Linked DNA regions of Homo sapiens: region 1 is linked to region 2. Evidence: chromatin loops called from intact Hi-C (ENCODE). Cell type or tissue: mammary epithelial cell. All regions are shown on one strand. Links, peaks and the distances in the headings refer to the core of each region. The heading gives the core; the rest is flanking DNA. Region 1 holds the start of ROR1-AS1 (ROR1 antisense RNA 1). Region 2 holds the start of LOC105378772 (a long non-coding RNA gene).

What was found. Hi-C counts contacts between places; a loop is a spot of excess contacts. Peaks named below come from ENCODE experiments on the same cell type or tissue, not always from the same donor. Only the 100,000 strongest peaks of a DNase experiment are listed, where the experiment ranks them.
Region 1: it touches region 2 in a loop (2.5-fold over the local background); 4 of 110 quality-filtered maps call a loop at or near these places.

What each region holds. Positions count from the first base shown.
Region 1 is chr1:64,107,091-64,118,996 of GRCh38, forward strand. The region is part of intron 4 of ROR1 (receptor tyrosine kinase like orphan receptor 1); the gene reads left to right. ROR1-AS1 (ROR1 antisense RNA 1) reads right to left here and starts at 5,115. Exons shown (of 6, transcript NR_110666.1): 1 at 4,856-5,115; 2 at 4,022-4,279; 3 at 3,793-3,867; 4 at 3,560-3,703; 5 at 1,230-1,303. In mammary epithelial cell, for the core only: no CTCF peak of the experiment used is centred there; DNase peaks (open chromatin) are centred at 4,921 and 5,431; H3K27ac peaks cover 3,352 bases.
Region 2 is chr1:64,033,024-64,044,929 of GRCh38, forward strand. The region is part of intron 2 of ROR1 (receptor tyrosine kinase like orphan receptor 1); the gene reads left to right. It overlaps LOC105378772 (a long non-coding RNA gene), which reads right to left and starts at 1,990. Exons shown (of 2, transcript XR_947458.3): 1 at 1,903-1,990; 2 at 912-1,108. In mammary epithelial cell, for the core only: no CTCF peak of the experiment used is centred there; a DNase peak (open chromatin) is centred at 6,718; H3K27ac peaks cover 2,797 bases.

The DNA of each region.
Region 1 (11,906 bases), core at 2,212-10,211, 75 kb after region 2:
TAGAGTAATAATAATAGTCAGAGGTACAATTTATTATGTGTGTTATGTACTGGGCGTTATATTAAGTGCTCTACACGTATTATCTCATTTAATTTTTAGAATAACCTTTTCAGTAGTTGTTGCCCCCATTTTGCAGACGACAAAAGTGAGGCACTGAGAGGTTGTGTAATTTACTTGAGTGCAGGTGGTCAGTAAGTAGCAGAGCCAGCATTTGAACTTAGAATGTCTGGCTCTAAGCCTCAGACTCTCTTAACCACAAAGCTCTCTGTCAAGTGCTATACAAATGTGAGAATTATTATGAGCAATGATAGCTAGTTTAGGTGATTAAAAAGCTTTATGTGCTTCAGAGAGTTTTCACAGGGTAATCATCATAAATTCCTTTTTCATCGTCTTTGCTGTTCCATCCTTGTGATCATTATGCAGTACCTATTATGTTTCACCTTTGTGTTTTTTTCTTTCTTTTCACAAGTTTAAATAAGGGAACTAGGGGTCTTTTTTTTAAGTCAAGCTTTGTTAATAGATTTTCAGAATGCACATTAAAGTGCCAGAAATTGAGTGCTTTTCTGATTAGTAAAGATTGTATTGGTTTTTTTTTTTAACAATTCACTTTTTAGATTTCTATTTTAAGCCCACTTAGAGCTGATTACAATAACCCCTATTTATAAATAGAATTTTACTGGGCCTCACCTCTGACGTATTTTCAAATTCAGTCTCACTCACTCTAAGTAAAATAATCATTCATCAAGTGAAGGTAGGGTAGAATAAGAGCATATTTCTGCAGCTACCTCTGTGTTCTGAGGGAGCCAGCCATAAATATTCAGCATCGGTGGTCAGAGTTTGGCTCTGCATTAAATCATAATCATTTTACTGGTGAATAAATGACATGTTTAATTATTTTATATGGATGTATAAATTTTGGTCTTGATCTGGGCAGCATATTTTTAACATCTGGATTTTTTTGTTTTCTTGTTGTGTGTGTGTGTGTGTGTGTGTGTGTGTGTGTGTGTGTTTAAATCACTGTTTAGGCTGGGCATGGTGGCTCATGCCTGTAATCTCAGCACTTTGGGAGACCAAGGTGGGTGGATGGCCTGAGGTCAGGAGTTCAAGACCAGCCTAGCCAACATGGTGAAACCCCATCTCTACTAAAAATACAAAAATTAGCCAGGCATGGTGGTACATGCCTGTAATCCCAGCTACTAGGGAGGCTAAGCCAGGATAATCACTTGAACCTGGGAGGCAGAGGTTGCAGTGAGCCGAGATCACACCACTTTACTCCAGCATGGGCGACAGAGTGAGACTCCATCTAAAAAAAAAAAAAAAAAAAAAAAAAAAAAAAAAAAAAATCACTGTTTAGCTTTAAGTGCTAGGACACAAAATGTGAAGTCACTGTGGTCTTTAAAAATCTCAATTAACCAGAACATTCAAATTGCTGGGTGTATTCAACACTCCACTTCTGGGATAAAGAGTTAAGTGACAAGGGCAGAGCTGGCCGTGGGAATCACTATGGGGCTCCCAGTGCCTAGGCAAGTCAGGTTGAGTGAGCCTCCACTCCACCCATCACATAACACACACACACACCAATACAACATTCTACAACAAAAAGTTAGCAAAAGAGTGTTCAGCAATGACAGTCTAAAATGGAAAAGTCAGAGAGATGAAGTCTCAAAGGGACATTCTGTATTCTGGAGATTATGTGTAGAGAGATACAGAAGAAAGTCATTTGGCAACAAGTTTCAACAAGCTTCTGTTATATGGGTCACCCTTACAGGGTCGTAAGCATCCCTTGGGGGATTGTTAAAAATAATGTTTAGGACCCTGTCCTAGTCCTACTAAATCCAAATCTCCAGAAAACCCAGGGAAAATGATTTATTTAAAGGGCCACAGGTATCTTGGACACACCCCAGAGCTACTGAATCACAGTCTCTAGAGCTTGGGCCAGGAATCGGAATGCAAAAGAAGCTCCACAGGTACTTCTGATACAAACCCCCGGCTTAGATCTCTGGGGGTGGTTCCTGGCAATCTGCATCTTTAGTCCATCCTCTAGGTGTGTCTTACAGACACCCCAGTTTGAGAGACATGGCATCAACTATTGTTCTGAGTTTTATCAGAGCAGAGGTAGCCAAATCTTCTAGACCTTATAGATCAGCTCCGATGCACAAGATTGGCATGAAAACAGCTTACATTAAAGTTTACTTAAAAATTACACATTTCCTATTAATTTTAATCTTCACAGTCTTATGAGGCTGCTGTAGCTGGAATTATAAGTGAAGAAAATGAGGTTCAGAAAGGATAAGTAACTTCTCCAGGGTATTTTCTGAGCACTCTGAGCAGGTGGCAGAGTTTGGGCTCAAATCACATCTTTTTGACTCAAGCCCTGAGCTCCATTCCTGCACTTATGATGTGGTGCACAGTGCCTAGATAGCACTTTCACACATAGAATCTTCCTTGTGCTATAGAAGAGCCCTGTAGGCAAAGTTACTTATCCTTTCTGAAAAATCACAATCTCGGCTCACTGCGACCTCAACCTCCCAGGTTCAACCAATCCTCGTGCATCAGCCTCCCAAGTAGCTTGGACTACAGACACACACCAGCATGCCCAGCTAATTTTTGTATTTTTTTGTAGAGAACAGGGTCTCACTTTGTTGCCTAGACTGGTCTCAAACTCGTGGGCTCAAGCAGTCCTCCGCTCTGCCTTCCAAAGTGCTGGGATTATAGGTGTGAGTTACCTCATTCAGGCCCTCCTGCCTTCCTTTTATTATATGGTAGGGTGGGATGGGCAGGAATTTGTTGTCTTTTGGGGGCTTCTGATGTCCGAATGTCTTATTAATTAGCCCTACCAACAGACACAACTCAGACCAGAGCTAACCCTGTCAATTTAGACATCACTTCCTCTAGGAAGCCTTTGCTATATCCCTCCAGTAAAGGTCACATGACCTCCTCTGCACACTCAGTCTCCCTGTCTTTGTCCATATCACATAGCACTATCTGTTCCATGAGGCCAGGTATTGTCCATATGTACAATAGGAACATAACTCTTAATCAAATATTCGTGGAGTTGATGAACAAGTGCAGTTAGAATCAGTGGATAAATCCTTCTAATATTCAAAGCAATGAAGGCAGCTCACTTTTCTCCTATGCCTATTCTAAAATCAAATTATTCTTTTATTCATATTGTCTGTTTTAACTAGATTTTATGTGCATAAGTGTATTGTAAAGTGGGAAGGAAGACCACTAGAGGCAAGTACTTCCTTCTCCATTTGATGATGAGGAATCTGAAGGTAAGAGGCAGCAAGTAACTTTTCTAAGGTCACACAGCCTATCAGATATAGAGCTGGGTTTTGCATTCAGGTCAATTGAACATTGAACCCTGAGGACAGGCAGCTGGTAAGTATCACAGCTGAGATTAAAACGCAAGCCATCTAATTCCCATCCTCATCTTTCTTCTGCTTGCTTCCTGCCTAAAAAACAGGATAACAAAGGAGGGTTGTTTCTGTTTGTAATTTCAAAGTTAGTACTCAATATATCACAAGGGTCTCTTAAATCATACAGTGTTCATTACCTGCATATTCCTTGTGAGAGTTAAGCTTTGGTCTTCCTCATTTTACCAGATGGGAAACCAAGGCCAGGAAGTTTCAGCATTCTCACCAGCTCTTCAGAAAGCTCATGTATCTTGGAAGCAGAATGCAGGATGGTGCTGGAGGGGCTGAGAGTAGGTAGGAAATTAAGGGACTCTGTTAGGAGCAGTGGAGTAAAGACCTTTAACTTGAAACCATTTAAAAAATACTTTCATACCATATATTTGTGAGCCCAGGTAATTTCTGAATTTCTGATCCAAATCTTTTCCTCCAAAATGCCTGCTAAGAAACTCTAGAGGTCGGGGGTGAAGCGGGGAGGGAGAAGGAAGAAAAAAAAAAAGAAAGTACAATGATTCCATTCAGAAACTTGGTCCAAATCCTTGTCTCTTTCTTCTATCAGAAATCCTCTGTTGTCAGTCCCTGGCATCACCTAGAGATTTCCTTACCAGCAGCATTCTTATGTTTTTACTAAAACTTCTCCTAGAAGAGCATGTTTTGCTTTTAGGAGCCAGACTTAAGAAAGTGCATCAGCTTAAAAATACATTTGCTTGTAATTTTTGTCCATGCTGCCATCTGACAGGATTTGAGGATGCTTCCATTTCTGCCAGGATAATAGCTTTGTTATCTGCTGAGATCTGCAATAGCTCGACAGCACAGGAAATCTGTGTCTCAGCCCCCTGCTCCAAGTTTAGCTCATCCATTACCTAAAATTGGGTTTACACAAGGAAAATTACTTTAGTGCTAATCCAGTTGACTTGTAAAGTAAATTTAGCTTCCTCGGGTTCCTAGTCCCATAATCTAAACTGATTTCAACAACAGCTTTAGGAGTCCTCCCACACTTCTTAAGAACCCTCAGGAGCATGGGTCCCCAGCAAGCTGACCACAGCTACTAGTCATCTTCAAGCCAGTGATGTTTGCTGCCTTGGTACATTGTCCGTGGCTCCACAATTACACACTGGAGGGTAGGGCTGGGAGTAGTGGGAGAAGATAGCCTTGGGCTATTCATTTCACATTTCTGTGTCTCCGTCTGTAAAATCCTGGTAACAAATGAGGTGCCACATAGAGGGAAAAAGTGGAATTAAATGTTTTGAACCCAACTCACAGAAAATCTGTGGAGTAAAAAGCTGATTACAAGTAACAAAATCTTCCTTTTTTTCTCCCTTGTTCCTAAGTGTTAGACCTGGGTTCACTTGCCACAACTTATAAACCAATCAAATGTGATGATGTTTAAGACTTGCTTACAGTGGTTTCCCCAAAGCTAATCAATGAAAAGTCCTTACATTCCACAAACTAGTCAGCTTTGCAGCAACAGCCTCACCTTCTTGGGGAGGCACATGATGTGAGTCACACAATTTTCATGCCAGCCCAGAGCGTTGGGTGCCATTACAAAGCCATGGGTGTCTTACATGAATGGGAGCCTCGCGGGGGGTTGAAGAGGCTGATCTGATCTGTGGTTCCTCAATTCAGAGGACATGAGCTTTTGAAAATAGGCCTTTCTAGGTGAATTGGCCTGCATGTCATAGTTTACACATACTGAGAGCTGATCATATATCAATAATTGTTCTAAGTTCCATTGTGGGTGAGTGCTATTGTGATGTGCTATTGTGTGTGTACTATTGGGTAAGTGCTATTGTGATGTTTATCAGATCCTCATCATAACCACATGAAGCAGTAAAGGTATTATCTCCAACTGGGGCACAGAAAAAAAAAGTTAACTTGTCCAAGTCACATAGCTAGTAAGTGGCAGGCCTAGAATTCCAACCCAGGCATTCTATCATGATTACTAGTGGCCACGAATCAGATGATTGTAGTAACTTGTCCTGGACTTGGGAGATCTGTATGCTGACTCATAGAGCCCTAACAGTGTCTTAATTGATACGCCCAGTGGTTTCTTCTCAGTCACCAGTGAACTTTGTAGAATAGGATGCAGCTGGTTACCCTTTCATAGCATCTTTCACCCTTTTTTCCCACCTCTTTGAGACTCTTTTTAGTGTGCTTTGTTGACTTCTCTTCCTCTTTCAACCTCATATTTGTGGATTCCCCCACAAGTTTCTGTCCCTGCCCTTCCTCCTTCCCTCACCATCTAATCTCACCTGCATACCCAGTGTGCTCATCAATTCTTATAGGTTCAACTGGCAGTTCTATAAGGATGACTGAAATTTATCAGCCAACCCTGACTCTTTTCCCGAATGCAAGACCTGCATTTCCAGCCTCCCATTGGACATTTCCCTATGGACAGCCTGCCAGCATTCCCTATTTCACCTCTCCACATTGCCGCACTAATTTGCACAGTAGCCAGTACATAATAAGCATGTGATAAATTGGTAATAGATGAAAGAATGCATAATTTAATGAAACAGTTGCCACCTTCCATAGATTTAATCTTCCAGACTGCTCTTACCTAAGCTACTTTCTTCCGTTTTTCTGAATCCCCTCACTTAACCCTGCTCTCAGGTGCCCCTCAACCTGCATCTTTTGTTTCTCTTTGTTCTGGTGCCTGTTTTCTTCTCTTCTACACTCTTTTATAGTTATTTCTGTAAATGTCTTTTCTATTCAAGAATGTGCATACATTAAGGGAAGAGATTGTATTTTCTTCATTGGTTTTCACTAAATAGCCTAACACCGTGCATTTCACAAAGAGGCACACCATATCTATGGAAAGAGTGAATCAGTGAAAGTAGACATAGCACTCTGCAGTTTACAAAGGGCTTCACAGGTACCATCCCTATATTCTGCAGTAGGCCGAAGAGATAGCCGTTGAGTCATTAGCCCCATTGTACAGATGAGGAAGCTGCAAGTTAGTGTGGTCGTTAATGGTCCAGAATCTCACTGCTCTTAAGTTTCCAAGCCATTCTTATGATTTTAAACTGGAAGGCAGATCATCCCCTCATCATGACTTTCTCCCCCATGTACTCGGGAAAAATGAGGGAGAGAGACAAGAGAACTTTGGGGTGAAAACTCACATTGGGAACAATTACAAGTGTGTCTGATTTGGTAGCTTGGATGTTACAACCACTCATCAATTTTCATGTGGCTTCAAAGACCCTCATTTGAAGCTCCTAAGAGCAGCTCACTTCAGAAGAGACCCAGGTACCAATTTATTCTGGAGAGTTCCAGTGTTTCGTCCTAAAAAAAAAAAAAAGAAAGAAAGAAAAAAGAAAGCATAAAGTTTAAACAGATCCAAGGATTTTTCTTTTGGAATCTGACAGATCTGGGTTGGAGGCCCAACTTTAACATTTAACAATCGCCTCCCTGCCCCCATTTATAAAATGAAGATAAAAACACTCTTACTCGTGGTGATATATGTGGATTAAAAGGATAAATTTTAAAGTGCTTGGCATGACTCCTGGCATGGGAACTCAGTCCATTTTCTCCCTCTGCCCCTGAATTGTGCCTCTGCCTTTAACTCCTTCTATATGTGGGACCATGACCGGTGAACTTGGGGCCAAGATGAGCCTCACCTACCAGGGGTAGAGAGTAGAAAGCCCAAGCTGATGACTGAAGCTGGAAGTGTCAGCTTCTTGCACAATTGCTGCCCTCTTAGAGCTGCTTGAGGCCATCTCAACGTGCAACATGACTGACATGCAGTTAGGTCATTGAAATCACACCATCGGAATTCTTCAGCTTAATATGTCGCTTCTTAGAAAGTTAATGCCCTTTTGATACTATCAGTATGAAATGTTGAGAAGCAAAAGCTCAAAGGCTTAATTTTAGAAGAGAGAGAGCAGTTTCTAAAGGAGTGACTGATGGGAGAGAGACTCAGTAGTTGACTATGCAAAGGTGCCCAGGGCAGGTGTGAACAACAAAGCTGGCTTCCTGATACAGGTAGTACTGAAAGAACCCCGGCTCCACAGCCCTGCAGCACCTTTAAAGAAAGGGTGAGGGAGACATGCTTAAGCATTTTTTTTTCTGCTCCACAACAGGGCCCAGGGTATTGACAGTGCTGACAGAACAACTGAGAAGTTGTTTAGGTTGGCATTAACAAACCCGGCACATTGCCTTTTCTGATTGACACAATTCAAACGGGTATCAACTGCCTTTCAGTACCACTGAGAAGTGGTGAACGATGAGGGAATCATAGGGCCATCCAAGTGCATTCCTAGCAGGGACCATGAATCAGCCTTATCTTGTCCCACCTCCTCTTTACACAGGGAGGTAAGCCAAGGCTCAGGACATCATCAGATATGTGATAAATCCTCCATTAACTGGAATAGTCAGTTAACAAGACTTGTTTGCCTTTTATATTGTTATAGTCCAATTTTGGTTAAGTAGAGGTAAAATAGGTAAAAATAAGATGGTTGTTTGTTTGCTTGTTTTTGAGACGAGGTCTCACTCTGTCACCAGGCTGGATTGCAGTGGTGCGATCATGGCTCACTGCAGCGTCTACCTCTTGGACTCAAGCAATCCCCCTACCTCAGCCTCCCGAGTAGCTGGGACTACAGGCACGTGCCCAGTTAGGTTGGGATTTTTTCATTGAAGTGATTTTAAGTAATATGTACAGTTTCACATCTGGTACCTTGCTCCACCATTTACTAACTAGGTGACCCTGGACACATTTCTTTATTTTTATTTTTATAACTTGCTCTGTTGCCCAGGATGGAGTGCAGTGGTGCAATCATAGCTCACTGCAGCCTTGAACTCCTGAGCTCAAGGGATCCTCTTGCCTCAGCCTCCCGAAGAGCTGGGGCTACAGGCACATGCCACCATGCCTGGCTAATTTTTAATTTTTATTTATTTATTTATTTATTTTGTAGAGACAGGTCTTGTCTTATTGCCCAGGCTGGTCTTGAACTGCTGGCTTTAAGCAATTCTCCCACCCTAGCCTCCCAAAGTGCATTTCTTAAATTCTTATATATGCCTCAGTTTACTCATCTGTATAAGAGGGTAAATAGAACTTACCTCTTATGGTTGTAACGATAAATAAATAAGATAAAGTATATATATGTGTATATATATATATCACTTAAAAAGAATAAGCACTCAATATATATTTATTTTATTAATACTGCTATTATCATCTGCTTTTGCTCTATCTCTATTCCTGCCTGATGCACCTGAAGGTTGAGCGGCATTGTAAACAGAGGGTGGCAGCATGAGCTTAGGCATTGTGTGGAACTGGATGTGAACTTGGGGAAATTGCTTCATTCTCTAAACCTCAGTTTCCTCATCTATTAAATGGGAGGAGTAATACCTGCCTCTGCATGATTCTTGTATGGAACAAATAAGATCATATTTATAAAGTGCTTAATACACACCTGCCAATAAATGGTCAACATGATTATGGTTAGAATAAGGATTCTAAAAGCATTATAAAGTGCCGGATCATGAAAGATCGTAGCTCTTCATTGATTCAGTATTTATCTCTTGAGTACTTGCTTTATGCCAGATACAGAGTTTGGCACTGGGGACCCAGATTTACAATGTGTTGAAACAAATGGAAGTTTCTCGTGAACTCTTGGTCACTAATGAGATGAGACCATCCCGTTCCACCGCACTTTCAAGTTAATCCATGCTCTTCTATAGAATCCTTACATTCCAGCTGTGGGATGGCTGTGTCTCATATCTCCTCAGATCAAAAAGCATTTCTGCGAACAGTGATATTGAACATTAAACTGGCTGCATCAAACTTGAAAGGATGGGGCGGTGATTTTGTGTCACAATATTTTTAACATTATGCCTGGCGAATGTGCACATGTTAGATATAAAGGAGGTTTCCAAAGGGGAAGCTTTACTACTTGGACTTTTAAATTGCCAGGCTGCATTCTTGGGAAAGCCACATAAAAGAATACCCCTTTTTAAATGAGTATTACCTCAAAAAGTATAGCTCTTTTACGAAAGGAATATGTTGTTCTGAAGCCTTGTCCTTGATGATTTTACTGATATTGTGATGGTTATTTCAACTAACATAAGAAGGAATCTATTAGATAACAAACATTCACAGATTGCCTCTGCTTGCTGGGAATTACATCCAGCAGCTTGAAGAGCTGGGTATATTGAAAGGAAAAGGGCGTTTTAAATGTATAATCTACTCTTCCCTTTGGCACCAATCCGTGTAGTGAGACAACACTTGGCTGGGACTCGGGATCTGGCCCTGGCTTCCATTCTGCCATGACTTTGAGAGGAAACTCAAGTTCCGCCTTCTCCAGGAAGTTATCCCTGACCACCCCAGCCTACGGTGGATTTTCCTGCACTGAATGTGTTACACTTAGATTCCATGGTATATGATTTAACACATGGCCTCTCATATGAAATAACATATGAAATGTTATTTCAACATTTTATATCTTGTCTCTCCAGAAACGTTACATGCTCCTTGAGGGAAGAAATCAAGTCTAACCTGCCTTTTGAACCCTCTATGTAGTGCTATAAAATAAATATGTCCTCAACCAAGTCCTGATTGACTAAGAAAACCAGTGATTGGTCAATGATGTTACTTTGTCTTCTGCTAAACATTTTTGGGGCAGGGGATAGAGGGGTGTGGGAGAATGGGAGTTCAACTCAGAGGAAACTTAGTAAAGAGGAAAAGACATAACAGACCTGGTATTGAGTCCCCATCTGGCCAATTAATCACCAAGTTATCAAATAAAGCCTATTTGATCTCTTCGACCTCATTTTCCTCATCTTTGAAATATCTTCCTCTTAGCATGATTTTGAGGATCAAATAGAGATAATATATGGAAAATTCTTTGTATGCAGGAGCCCACTTTGTAATGTTATTCATTGCTTCAATTTTCAATTTGGCTTGGGTTAAGAAAAAAAGTATTTTTTTTTCTCTCAAACCAGTGAGCGGGGGAAGAATGATAAAAATCACATTTTCTGAAATTACTCTAGCTTATGTAAGAAGTTTGATCTGCCAGTATTTGCCTTTTTCTCACATCACCTGCTGCATGCCACACACCTGATTTGTCTGTTGTGTTCATGTAGGATTTTGTAGCTCACAAAAGCATTTTCACATGCATTATCATACAAAAACCCTGTGATACAGGCACTGTGGAAGTAAGTATTCCCATTTCATTGATGAGTAAACTGAGACTCACAGAGGCTTTAAAAATGCCCCAACATCACCCTATCAGGCTGACAGTGCCTGCCTTCCTCCAGCCTTGTCCTCTTTCCACAACACCACACTGGTTCTCCTGTACAAATATTAGGCAGCTCCCACAAGACATTCTCAGTCACAAACATGATCACCATCTACTTCCTAGTCAAGGAGATCAGTTCACGCATTTTGTCTTCATACAAATAATTAAAACAGGGACTGGGTACCTTGGCCCATGCCTGTAATCCCAACACTTTGGGAGTTCAAGGCGGGGAGATCACTTGAGCCCAGGGATTTGAGACCAGCCTGGGCAACATGGTGAAACCTTTTCTCTACAGAAAAAACACACAAAAATTGCTGGGTTTAGTGGTGGCACTTATGGTCCCAGCTACCCGGGAGGCTAAGGTGGGAGGATCACCCAAGCCCAGTAGGTCAAGGTTGCAGTGAGCTGTGATTGTGCCACAGCACTCCTGCCTGGGTGACAGCATGAGACCCTGTCTCAAAATAATAATAATAATTAAAACATTCAAGCAAGATCCCATTCAGTTTATAAGTCATTAATAATTCATAATAAATGTAAACATTGTAAGCCTGGCCTTTCTGTATTTAGCAGTATAGCAAAATGGTTAAGAATTAGATGGACCTGGCCGGGTGCTGTGGCTCACGCCTGTAATCCCAGCACTTTGGGAGGCCGAGGCAGGCAGATCATGAGGTCAGGAGTTCAAGACCAGCCTGGCCAACACGGTGAAACCCCATCTCTACTAAAAATACAAAAATTAGCTGGGCATGGTGGTGCATGCCTGTAATCCCAGCTACTCCGGAGGCTGAGTCAGGAGAATTGCTTGAACCGGGACTCGGGAGGCAGAGGTAGCAGTGAGCCAAGATTGCGCCACTGCACTCCAGCCTGAGCTACAGAGCGAGACTCCATCTCAAAAAAAAAAAAAAAAAAAAAAAAAAAAAGAATTAGATGGACCTGATCCTAATGCTCGTTCTGATGCTCAGATCAAGGGGAAAATGAGGAGGCTTTTTAGGCCTCGGTAAATCAGAGTTAACAACACCCAGTTAACAAGCCCAGTGTCACAGTGAGAGTGAAATGAGATAATGCATATATAGCACTTTCTCCTCCATGTGACTCATAGATAAAAGCTGTTGATATTTCAACTGTTCTGGGCTATGGAAATTTTAAAAGATTTCATGTCTAGGTGACACGTGAAAGTCCAGCACGTGGACCATAAATGTTGTCATGGTTTGACAGTATTAATGAAACACTTCATCGTGTGTCAGCCAGCCTCACC
Region 2 (11,906 bases), core at 1,734-9,733:
AAAGTTTTGGGATGGATGGTGGTGATGGTTGCATAACAATATGATTGTACTTAATGCCACTGAGCTAAACACTTAAAAATAATTAAAATTGTACGTTTTGTCACGTATATTTTACCACAGTTTTCAGAAAGTGCAACGTCCTTGGTATAATCTGGAATCTCCATACCCCTATGCACATGCATCCCCAGAAACAGGATATCGTATTCTAAAGAATGATAATAACAAATTTATGCTATTTTTAATTCACCTTAATTTTGTTGTTTTCAAAATAATTGCATATACGTGGTTGCATCTGACAGTCACCAAAACTGGGAGAAAAGCATAACTGATCTTTTATTTCACAGATGAGTAAACTGAGGCTCAGAGTTACACTGCTGACAAGTAACAGAGTGGTACTAGAACCCAGGACTTCTGACATGTATTCCTGGAGCCATGCATGATCCTGTGTAAAAGTTCTAAGTTGATACTTAACATATTTTACTTACTAATCTTAGAAAAGAGACTAACACATTTTAAAAGGATTTTCAAAAACTTGAAGTGGTTTAGAGGTTTTAAGCATGAAAATAAGTTAACTTAGTTACCTCATTGTCTAGACATCCTGATTAATGGAGGTTTTACTATATAGTAATAATAATGACAAACCCTTATATAGAACTTCACTGTGCACCAGGTACTGTTCTAAGTACCTTAAGAACACTAACTCATTTATCAAAATGTACTATTTGTATTTAAAATGTATAATGAAATTTATTGAGACTTGCATGTGCCAAACACTTTCCTAAGTGCTTTATACACTTTATCTCATTTAATCCGTGTAACAGTCTGAAGCAACAGGTAATACTAGAGCTTGGAGATGTGAAATAATTTGCTCAAGGATACATGAGAACAAGTGACACAGCCAGGACTCAAACCCAGGTCCACCCATCTCTTTACTGTGATTCAGATGGTGTCGTGTGTGTCTTTCTATTCACTGTTATCTCTAAATGTTAGTTACGTCATTCAGGCAGCTGGAGCAGTGTCCAAGTAGGGATGCTGGTTGGCTCATAGTTTACTTCTTGAAGACTTCTAATTTTACCCTGAAATTCTGGCTGGAAATTTGATTCCATTGCTGAAAATGGAAGAAATACAGCTTTCATGTTCATGCACAATTTGCTTTTTCATTTTTTTTTTTTTTTATTATCCTGAGACTTACTGTAAATCACACTTTCCCATCAGTCCTGGGGGTTCTGATTATGTTCATGGGGTCTAGCTAAGAGCAAGGGCAGTAAATTACTGCCACTTTGTTTGAAAATTTTTTTAGCCACAGTACATTAGCTGCTTTTGTTTGCTTTTCCACTGGTGGTGTGCCCATTTTTATTTCAGAATTTTTGTTTCTTGAATGTCTCATTTGTGAATAATGTAGCTTCCAAAATGGAATGATTGGAGAAAAAATATGAACGAGGGTGTCTTGTTTGGCACCTGTAAGTTTTTTAAGCATTTATAGCAAAAATGAATTATTGAGTCCCCCCTCTTTCTCTCTCATACTCTCTCTCACTCACTCATCTGCATTCTCTTTCCTTCCTATTCTCTCCATTCTACTCCATTTCCCAAAAAACAATTGCTAGATAATGACCATTATGGTGGCTAATATCAGGTAACTACCAAGAAGTGCCTTCTTCCAGGCTTCTGTAAGTATTCTTGTTTATTTGAAAGATTGATAGATCAGAGGGTCAGGGGATGTGTTTTATTGTAAGTTTCTGTTCCAAATTTCCTGACATTTTCCATTAAAATATATAAATAAATAAGCCTTTTAAAAGGAAGAAATGGAACTAATAAGAACCAGACCCTAAAGTGATGGTCAAAATGTCAAAAATAACTGCTTTTCCTTTATTCAGTATCATTAATCTCGAGGTAGATACCTACCTTTCCATAGACTCTCCCTAATAGCTTGACCTGATTCTCTTGCTGGGCTATTCACAAATAGAGTGACTTCTAAAGTGACACCAAAATCCTCAGTAGCTCTTCAGGAATTGGTGTGGGAGTTCAGTGGCAATATTTTCATATGTTTTTCAAATCACATCTTTTGGTAAAGTGATGAGAAAGGAGGCTGTGGCACACACTAGCAGTCCAGAGCACAAGGCCCCCTCATGAGTCTCCATCATCATAATGTTTGTGAGATCATCCTAAAGGTGCTAGAAAATAGTGATGCTTGTGTGCAACCTAGATGAATTTGAAAATTAACTGATTTTCCTCAAGTTTGTCAGAGTTTCTAAAGTGGCTTTGGAAAGGGTTCCATTGCACACGAAGAGGAAGCTTAAGTTAGACAATGTTTGTCCTTATCAATAATCCATACAAAAATTGTTTATTTCATTTTCTTGGACTTTATATGCGATACCTTTCAGGGAGGCTGCCTACCTCATAATAGCCCTCTGTTGTCTGATAGCTGCTTTCACGACCCATCATGAGGGGCCTTCAGCAGCCATGTTTGAATTTATAACCCTGTCCTTCTGGTGAGAGTTGATTGGACCAGGGAGAGGACACCTGGCCCAGGTTACGCCAGAGTCTCTTTCCCAGGAATTTGCAATTGGAACTCAGAGGTAGCCTGTTAGTGTTTGTCAGTTGCTGTTAGTGCCAAGAGATCAATCTGGGGGCCATAGAGTGTTGATCTTCTACTGTGTGCATAGAAAAGCCAAGAAAGCTGGTTTTCAAAGAGAGATTTAAGCAGATTCATAAAGAGAATTAGAGTCTGGGGGTGGAGGGAGATTCCTGATCTGGTTCCCGGCAGCTTTCCAGTTCTTGGTTCTCGTTCCTCCCGAAACCTGGCCAGACATCTTGCCAGAGTTTCACAAGAAACCCTTGCATCCTGTGTTAAATTCCCCATCCACCTCGTCTGCTTTTCCTCACCCTCTTACACTGGCTTGAGTTAGTTCCTGTTGCATGTAATCAAAGAGTCTTAACAAAGACAGATTGATACCTCTCTGGTGTGTATTTGATTATAGAGATGGCCAAGTAAACACATAGATGGATGTTCATACTTGCCCTTTGGTACCCTAGAAGGTTTGAGTTGGGAACAAACCTCAGAGATCTCCTAGCCTTATCCTCACATTAGACAGATATGGAAACTGAAGACTATAGACAGGTAAAATAAGTGATTTACCCAGGGTCACACAGCTAGGACTCGATCCCTAGCCTTCTGGTCCTCAGGCCAGCCAATGTTCTTTCTAGGCTGGCTCCCTAGTGCCATCCATCCATCCATCCACCCATCCATCCAGTAAATATAAACTGAGCAAGATTCTGCTACATGACAGGTACTGGGGTACATGTTTTTTGTCCTCAACAAACTCACAGTGTGGAAGGACCAAAGTTCTTTATGTTTATTTTTACTTCATTCCCTGGGGTTTCCCATCTGGAGGGCACTTTACTAACTTTGCTAGCCCACGATCACAGCGAGTTCATCCAGGAGTCTCCCAGAATATACTCCCATCATGTATTCTCTGTGCCTCTTGGGTCTATTCTTTCCTAATATTTGTGATAATCCATGTTCATATTGAATCTCCCCTGGGAGATCCTTGAAACCAGGGACTGTGTGTAAGTCATTGCTTTTACTTCCTAGCACGGAATCTGTCACAAGATACTTCTCCAATAAATGTCTGCTTTTCTAGAGAATTTACTTCACTCCTTAGAATCTCAAGTGAGAGCTGTGTATCAGTTAGCTCCTGCTAGGTAACAAACCACAACAAACATAGTAGCTTCCAGCAACAATCATGTATTATTATTCTCTCTCCTGGTTCTGAGAGTTGACTGGGATCAGCTAGATGATTCTTGTGCAGAGTCTCTCATGTGGTTGCAGTCAGATGGTGGCTGGGTCTAGGGTCATCTTAAAGACTTTGTCATTCACATGTCTGGTGTCTCGACTGAGAAGACAAAAACAGCTGGAGTCTGGAACAGCTGGGGCTGTTTCACACACAAGTGTTGTTTGCACAAGAGATGTCCAAGAGCTTCTCTTTATTCTCTCCAAGCACTCTCCATGTGGTGGCCTCAGGGTAACTGGTGACTGAAGGCTCCCAGAGGGATTGCCTCAAGTTTTTTTAAACCTGACTCTGAAGTCTCTCACACAGTGTCACTTCTGCAACATTCTGTTCTCAGAGGTCCTGCCACATGCAAGAAAGACACGATCACAGAGGTCCTGCCAGGTGCAAGGAAAGGGCACACAGACTCCACCTTCTCATAGAAGGAGCATCAAACAATTTGCAGATAGTTTTCTACATCTCTGCTTGATATGTCTTCCTGCATGAGAAATATGAAAAAATGAACACTTTTCAGGGAGCTTTCATTTCAGCTGGAAGCCATGATTTTCAGACAACTGATAGTTTCTGGCTTCACTGACAGCTACATCCATTGCAACTAGTTTGCTAGCCCGAGCTGCAGTTACTCACAGAATTTGCTAACTATGGACTTTAGTGGCCTAGGAGTTAGCATGGGCAGGCAAGGTGGATCAGGGCCTTGTTTTATCATGCAATTCTTGTGTGCTGGGAACTGGCTAGGCTCTATGGTTAATAAGACCGTGATGAAAAGATGCCTTGGGGTTCCTCAATGTAGTCATATATGAGTGGTTCTGTTTTTAGTTGTCACCATGATGAGGGTGTGCAGTTGACATTTATTGAATAGGGGTTTAGGATGTTAAACACGCTACCATGTGCTAGCAATCCTGCTGGAGGAGGAACTTTCCTACCAAAAATGCTAATAATTTCTGACCTAATGTCAGAAACACAGTGAAGTGGGGAAGCTGTGAGAAGTGCACTGTGGAGTCCTCAGCAGATATGCATGGTACATGTCACCAAGGGTGGCATCTGGTTTGTGTGCCACACTCTCCCCAAAACAACTGCACAGCTTCTGCCCTTCCTCTCCCCTCTGCAGCCTTGCTCTCCATCAAGGCCCAATGCAAGCACCCCCTACTCTCTCACACCTTCCCTGATTTCTAGAGCTGGACAGGTTCACCCCCTCCTGAGCATAAAACAGCCCTTTCCTTACCTCTTTCCTTGTTCTGATTATTTTCATATGTTTCTTTTGTATCACTGTTTTGCGAGGCCAAGGAGAGATGGGACAGGTCCCCCCTCCATGTCCGCACAAGTATTTAATAAGTATTTGCTTATTTATCTTCTGTTTCCCCTCTCCTGTCTACTCCTCGCCTCCCCTAAATGCCTGCACATTCCAGCAAGAGGACAGGAAGTCTGGGGTTTCTCCGCCTCTCCACTCCACACTGGGTCTTGCCCACTCTGCCTGATAAAAGTCAGGGAACCATCTGGCCTCTCTGCCACCACCTCAGTAACCTTGGCCAGCCTGTTTTGATCTCAGCCTCCCTTTCTCCACCCTATCTTGTGAATGCCTTCAACACTCAGCATCTTGACCACACACTTGGCTTTTGCTCTCACTCTGACTTGTACTTCCAAATTAGATCCCTAGAATAGCTCTGCTTTCCTTCCAGATCTTAAGGGGCTCCTGAAGGACAGAGGCCGCATCACCTCTTTTTAAAAAAATTCCACCGATTGCAAGGTGTTACCTCCTTTGGAAACCCTTCTCTGACACCTCTGGCCTGGAAAATGGGTTAAGTTTCCCCTTTCTAGGGTTCTTTACCACCCTGAACATACCCAGATCACACTTTATCATGATTATCTCTTTACCTGCATGACTGTGTAGCCAGGATGAGTGATCTTTGAGTGCAGGCTCTTAGGTTTTTGTTTATCTATTTATAATAGATAGCAAAATAAAAATAGATCCGTTCATCTCTTCATCTAGCATTTTACACGTCTATCTTTAGCAAGCCTGTGATCAGTTTAAGGAGCCACAGCAAATGAAAAAGGCATGGTCCCATCCTCAAAGTTCACGGCCTTGTGTGTTGAATTGATTTTTGTCTCTTGCTACAAAGAAAATAGTAGCTCCTTCAGTCTTCATCTCCAGATTTCTCAGTGCTTTTCTGTTTTCTTGAAAAGCAGTAGAGCAGATAATTTCTAATTGTTGAGGAATCTGGTTCAAAATTTCAAGGCAAAACCGCCCCATTCATGAGAGAGAACATTCAAGTGACAGGGCCTTCACCATTGCACTGCCCTGCTAACAGGAGACCTTGAGTTGTGGTCAAGTCAGCAGATTCTTTTAAATTTTGAAATACAGATCTTGCATAATGAATGGAGAAAGGGAGAAAGAATGGCTTGTGTGCCCTTTTGTGCTCCTTGAAGTTTACATTCTGGGAAAACATGAAACTGGAGTGTCAGCCTTGGTGGAACTGAGTTGGAATGCTGACTGGCACACAAAGGGATTCTGGTCCTGTTTAACCAAGATGTGACTTTAGAATACTGAGATTGTATGACTTTATGGATCCCCAGAGGAATAGAAATTCATGGGCCAGAATGACAAACTTTTATTTTGAAAGCCACCTAGGCTCCACTTAGAGCCATCAAATGCTTGAGAATTTATTATGACTGGGCAAGCCACTGCCTAAGAGTCAGGCCAGGGTAGTGAAAATACACACGGACTTTGTCTTTGAATGACCTGAATGTGGCCTAGTTCTTCCTAGCACAGGGCTCTCTACCAGAGCTGAAAGCACAACTGTTGCATTTGCATGACATAGAAGCAGCCAAAAGCTTCCACAGTGAGGATCATGTGTCGTGTTGATGCTGAGGCATCTCCTGTGCATGGTACTGAAATCACAGAGATGACTTATGATGTGTTCTGTTTGTGTTGGCCCAAAGCCCAAACCAGAAATGTATTTCAGGCTTGGCTTTCTAGATTCTATCTCCAGTCATGTAAAAGTTCATTACGTGGACCCACTCATCCTGTCCTGCTATAGTTAAGGTCTGTCAGCATTTTTCAAAGGTTTATAATTCAACCACAAAGGAGAATGCAGTCTTTAGGCTGCAATGTGACCTATAAAGCTTAAGCCCCGGGGTCAGAAACTTTGCTTTTTTGTTGTTGTTTTTAAGTTAGGCCCTTACTAAGTTATAGTGAAGCAAAGTAATAGCTGGTGGTTTTGTTATTATTATTTGGTTTGGTTTTACAGGGATGGGAAAAGCTTCAAGTGACTTCTTGGAATGTAGATGTACCCTAAACCTAAAGAGTTGTTAGGACTATAGATTTACTTATCATCCTAGCATTCAGCTAAAGATGGGGGTTTAGTTTTTAAAAATTTAGCATTTTAAAATTGGGATGGATGAGGCTGAGAAAGTTAGAAACAAGATTGGGAATATTTCACCAAAACTCAAGGACCAATTCTCAAGCCAGAAACTTTGTATTCAAAATTCTAGTTAAAAGACTTTGGTCATATTATATAAAAATCAAGTCATTTCCCTGATGGTTAAGTTTGTTTCTGCTCATAAATTCTAAGTATTCCCACTTAGAAATTTAAGTGAAAAGTGCACATATGATAAATATAAAGTAACAAAATGATACCTTCTCATAATAAAAACACTTGAAAATTTGAGGTAAAATAGATACAAAAATACACTTTCTATGTCTGTTCAGCTGCTATAATAAACTACCATAGACTGGGTGGCTTATAAAACAACAGAAACTTATTTCTTACAGTTCTGGAGGCTGGAAGTTCAAGATCAGGACACCAGCATGGTCAGGTTCTCCCTGTTGAGGGCTCATTTCCTGGTTCACAGACAGCTGTCTTCTCATTGTGTCCTCACATGGTAGGAGAGGCAGGGGATGTCCCTGGGGTCTATTTTATAAGGGGACTAATCCCATTCGTGAAGGTACCATCCTCATGACCTAATCACTTCCCAAGGCCCCACCTCTTCACCCTGAGCATTCAACATATACATTTTAGGGGGCCACAAACATTCAGACCATATATCCACAAAAGCTTATAATCAGCAAAAGGTCTCTTAGAGTAACCTAATTTGTGGTTACTAAGGATCCCATTAAATAACCTGCTCCTGGGGTAAAAATAAAGACTGGTAAAAATCATAGCACCTTTGGTGTGGGAAGGAGGTTTTATCTGGATGGTCTCAAGTCAATTAATAGTGGGAAAAGTTCTTAATGACAGTATGTTATAAAATGCAGATTGGCAGTAGGGACAGGAGAAGAGTGTCAATGGAACTGAGTTCCAGTCCAACCTGTGTACAGTCTAGCTATGCTAAGACCTCTATAAACCTTGGTATCTTCCTTAAAATGGGGCTGGAAAATCCTATGTATATATACAGGGTTCTGGTGATGACAAAATGCAATAATACATGTAAAATGCCTGATAGAATCAGTGCCTAATATATGTTTTTCCCTTCTTCTCCCACCTTTATTAATTATACCTGAGACATAAAACAATCTAAATGCTGGAGACCAGCCACTCTAATTTGGTAGAGATCTTTTCTTAAAAGGAAAAAGTAGTTTCCCTGAGCTTTTAAGAGTGCATTTACATACAATTTGTCTATTTGTAAAAAAGACCTATTCATTAAAATAAGCCTCTAAGTAGCAAAGTGCAAGTTTTCTTAAACTCCTTTGAGTGGCACCACATGCTAACTGGGCTTCCTAAGGAAAGAACTATAAAGGTGGCTGTCTTTCCCCATTAACCCTGATTTATAGGGGGTTTTGCTCTAAGTGCATATTTGCAGAACCATTCTTAATGTGTGTGTGTTCTCTCCCCAAAAAGGAGGCACATTATTGGCCATTTGTTGTCTTTGGTCCAGTGGATACTCTTTAAACCCACTCTTACTACTCTGTAGTCAATAGCCCAAGCTCAGCTTGATGCATTAGTCCTTGTGTTTTCAAGAAAATGTGTTCGGCCAGCACCCAGCCCAGCACAGCACTTCTTTTCTTTTCACTTTTAACCATCATATCCCCTGGTTTCCAGCAGGTTCATTCACCCAGAAAATGTTTATCTTCATTGTGCCACCTCGGTACTTAACCTGGGGCAGAGGTTTGGATACTGGGGAGTGCAAGAGGAAGGGTTGGGTTGGAGGTGCGGTTTCACTCTTTATCAGTTATGTGACCTTAGGCAACACACTTAATGTCTCAGCATTGGTTTCTTCTTGTAAACAAGGGATTGTAGTGGAGAATACTCCTGAGGATTTTTGAGGAATAAGTTAATTACAGGGTTTAACAGGAAGCCAGGCAAGAATCAGGGGTCAGGAAATGGTAGTGATAGTTACTGTAGCCAGGTGTTCTCTTATTCACTACACAGGAGAATCATTTGGAGAAGGGCTTTTAAAAATGCTCATGTCTGGATTCCATCCTCGAACAATTAAATTAGAATCTCTAAGGGTGGGACCCAGGTATCAGTATTTTTTTCTGGAATACTTTTGATATTCCAGAGATGGATTAAATCCTTTAACCCCCACAACATCCCTAATGGGTAGGTATCATTATTAGCCCATTTCACATTTGAGGAAACTGAGGCTTAGAGAGGTTAAATCACAGCAAGTAAAAGGTGATGCTCAGATATGAAGCCAAGCAGTCTAGCTCCAGAGCCCATGCTCTTGGTTGGTGTGACGCAGTCTATTATTATAAGCAGTGCCTCCAGTGAGATGTCCGGTGAGAACTAAGATCCAGCAGGTGGGGTCATCCGATGGTTTCGGTCCCTTCATACCTTCAGGTTACCCACCTCCTGCTTTTACCTTCAGCTCTGTGTGTTCAGGACTTCCCAGCAGCCCTGTATCAGATAATGAACTGTGGTTATTCAGAAGTCCCCCGCTATTTTCGGCTGATTTTATTAAACTCAGCTTGTGGCTTGAACTCAAGAATGTGCAAGCTGATTTAGATTATGCTTTGCATTGAGTTTATTAAGATAAAAAATATTTCCCGAGATAGTGAGTCAGAAGTATTTATGGTGAAGTGTGCTGAAAGTGAATGCAGGTTGATAGCGTGAACAGAATGTTCTCTCCAAGTCAAATGCGATGACCTAACTGTGTTTGGCAGCCTTCCTTTATGTTTAGCTAAGCATTTCATTTCATGTTGGGAACCTCCTCCCTCTTCTGAAAAGCATCAGTCATGTGGGAGGCTAGGATTTTGGCATGTGCCTCTTTTGATACCAAGACCCAGGCCCTAAACCTAATTGTGACTGGCTCCTCGGCTGACTGGCTGGGTTGCCATGGCAATGGACTGCTCAACTCTTTATATCTCAGTTTCTCTCACCTGTCAAAATGGGAATATAACACTTGGCCCCACCTTCCTCCCTGAGGAGAGATGGGGGCACTTTGAAAATTAAGTAATAAATGTTGGGAAGGATTTGTGGATTTGTGGATGTGACATCTTGTCAAGTGGGTAAATAATAAATGGGGTGTCTCCAAAGCTAATTTGCCTAAAATTCACTTGAGCCTTCCATTTACTTCATCAACCAGCGTTTATTAAATGCCTATGAAGTTCACAATAACACATGAAGTGCTGAGGGGAATACAAAAAATGTAAAAAGGAGGAAATAGAGTCTCAATTCCCAGAGAGGTCATAAAATAACTTTTTTCTTGCAGTTTGCTTTTTCTGGTTCATTAAGCCTCAGTACAGACCATGCCTGCACTGTATTTAAAAAGCTCATTCTCAATGATGACTTCCAGTTACGTCATAAGCAACTAGTGGTGATTTAGTTGTTTTCAGTACCAGTGGGTATTGTCACATGCTTGATGGACTCATAAAAAGGCAAGAATATTTTTTAGTTCAGGTTATGAGTGGTGCAAAGGACAATGAAAGACTACAGGTTGGATTGATTGGGAATCTGATTGCATCAGAACATAATATGGTCTCTGCTGTTCAAAGGCGTGGGTTTGGGTCCTGGCTCTGCCGCTTTCTGGCTGTGTGACTTTGGGAAATTCCTTAACTTCTCTGTGTCTCAGTTTCCTTATCTCTAAAATGTGGTCAGTTTTAGAGTCTACCTCATAGGATTGTTGTCAAGTTTAAATTAAAGTGTGTAAGATGCTCAGAATAGTGCCTGGCATTTTGTAAATGCTCAGAAAAATGTTAGCTATGATCATCACTTTCCATTGTTAATGGGAGAAGATGGTGGCACTAAAAGGATACTGGCATTTCATTTTCCTACATTGTAAAGGTAACAAATCCTTTTTAATTCAGAGTCCTAAACTTTTGCCCAGATCTGACACAATCGCTTGGGATTGCCCCAAAGCCCCAAACTGCTTGTTCGGAAATAGAAAACATGCCATCCAAGCCACTCTGCTCTCTGACTCATACCGTTCAGGGCCTGAGCTAACCCATTTTGTTCTGAAAGCCTTACACCAGTCTAGGACCCTGAGGGCTGGGAAAGGGCAGCTATGGAGTGTGATGGAAACAGCGCTGGGCTTGGTGTCCAAATCCTGGCTTTGCCTTTTATTAGCTGTGAACTCTGGGATAGGCTGTTAAGTCCTCTGAACTGCGGTTTACCCATCCTAATTGTGCAAAAGCAATGGTGGGTGAAACTGCTCAAACAAATTCAGACAATGGCACCAACGGTACCAAACTAGTGGTCACTGTACATTCCACTGCCATATACTTGTAGTTGAAAAGAAAAAAAAAGCCAATTGCACTTAAGAATATCTTCCATGGAGCAGTAAAAATTATTAATTGTATTAAATCTTGACCCTTGAATACATAGATTTTTAATATTTCATATGGCAGATGGGCAGTATACGTAAAGTACTCCTGCCAAGTACTATGACTGTCTCAAAGAAAAGCATTTGAGTTCTGAGCTGAACTAGCCACTTTTACTTTAAAGAATGACCGACAGAAAAATTATGGTTAGTTATTCTTGAATATTCTTTAAAATGAGGAAAATGAACCTGCCGCTTGAAGGAAACAGTAGTATTAATTGCCAATAATAAAATTTGAACTTTCCAGAAAAAGTTAGAATTTTGCGAAACTTTTAGCCACCATCACGAGCTTGACAACTTCTTCCCAATCATAACTGATGGCACTGGTGGTGATATTAATGCATTTGAATTTTCTATATTAGA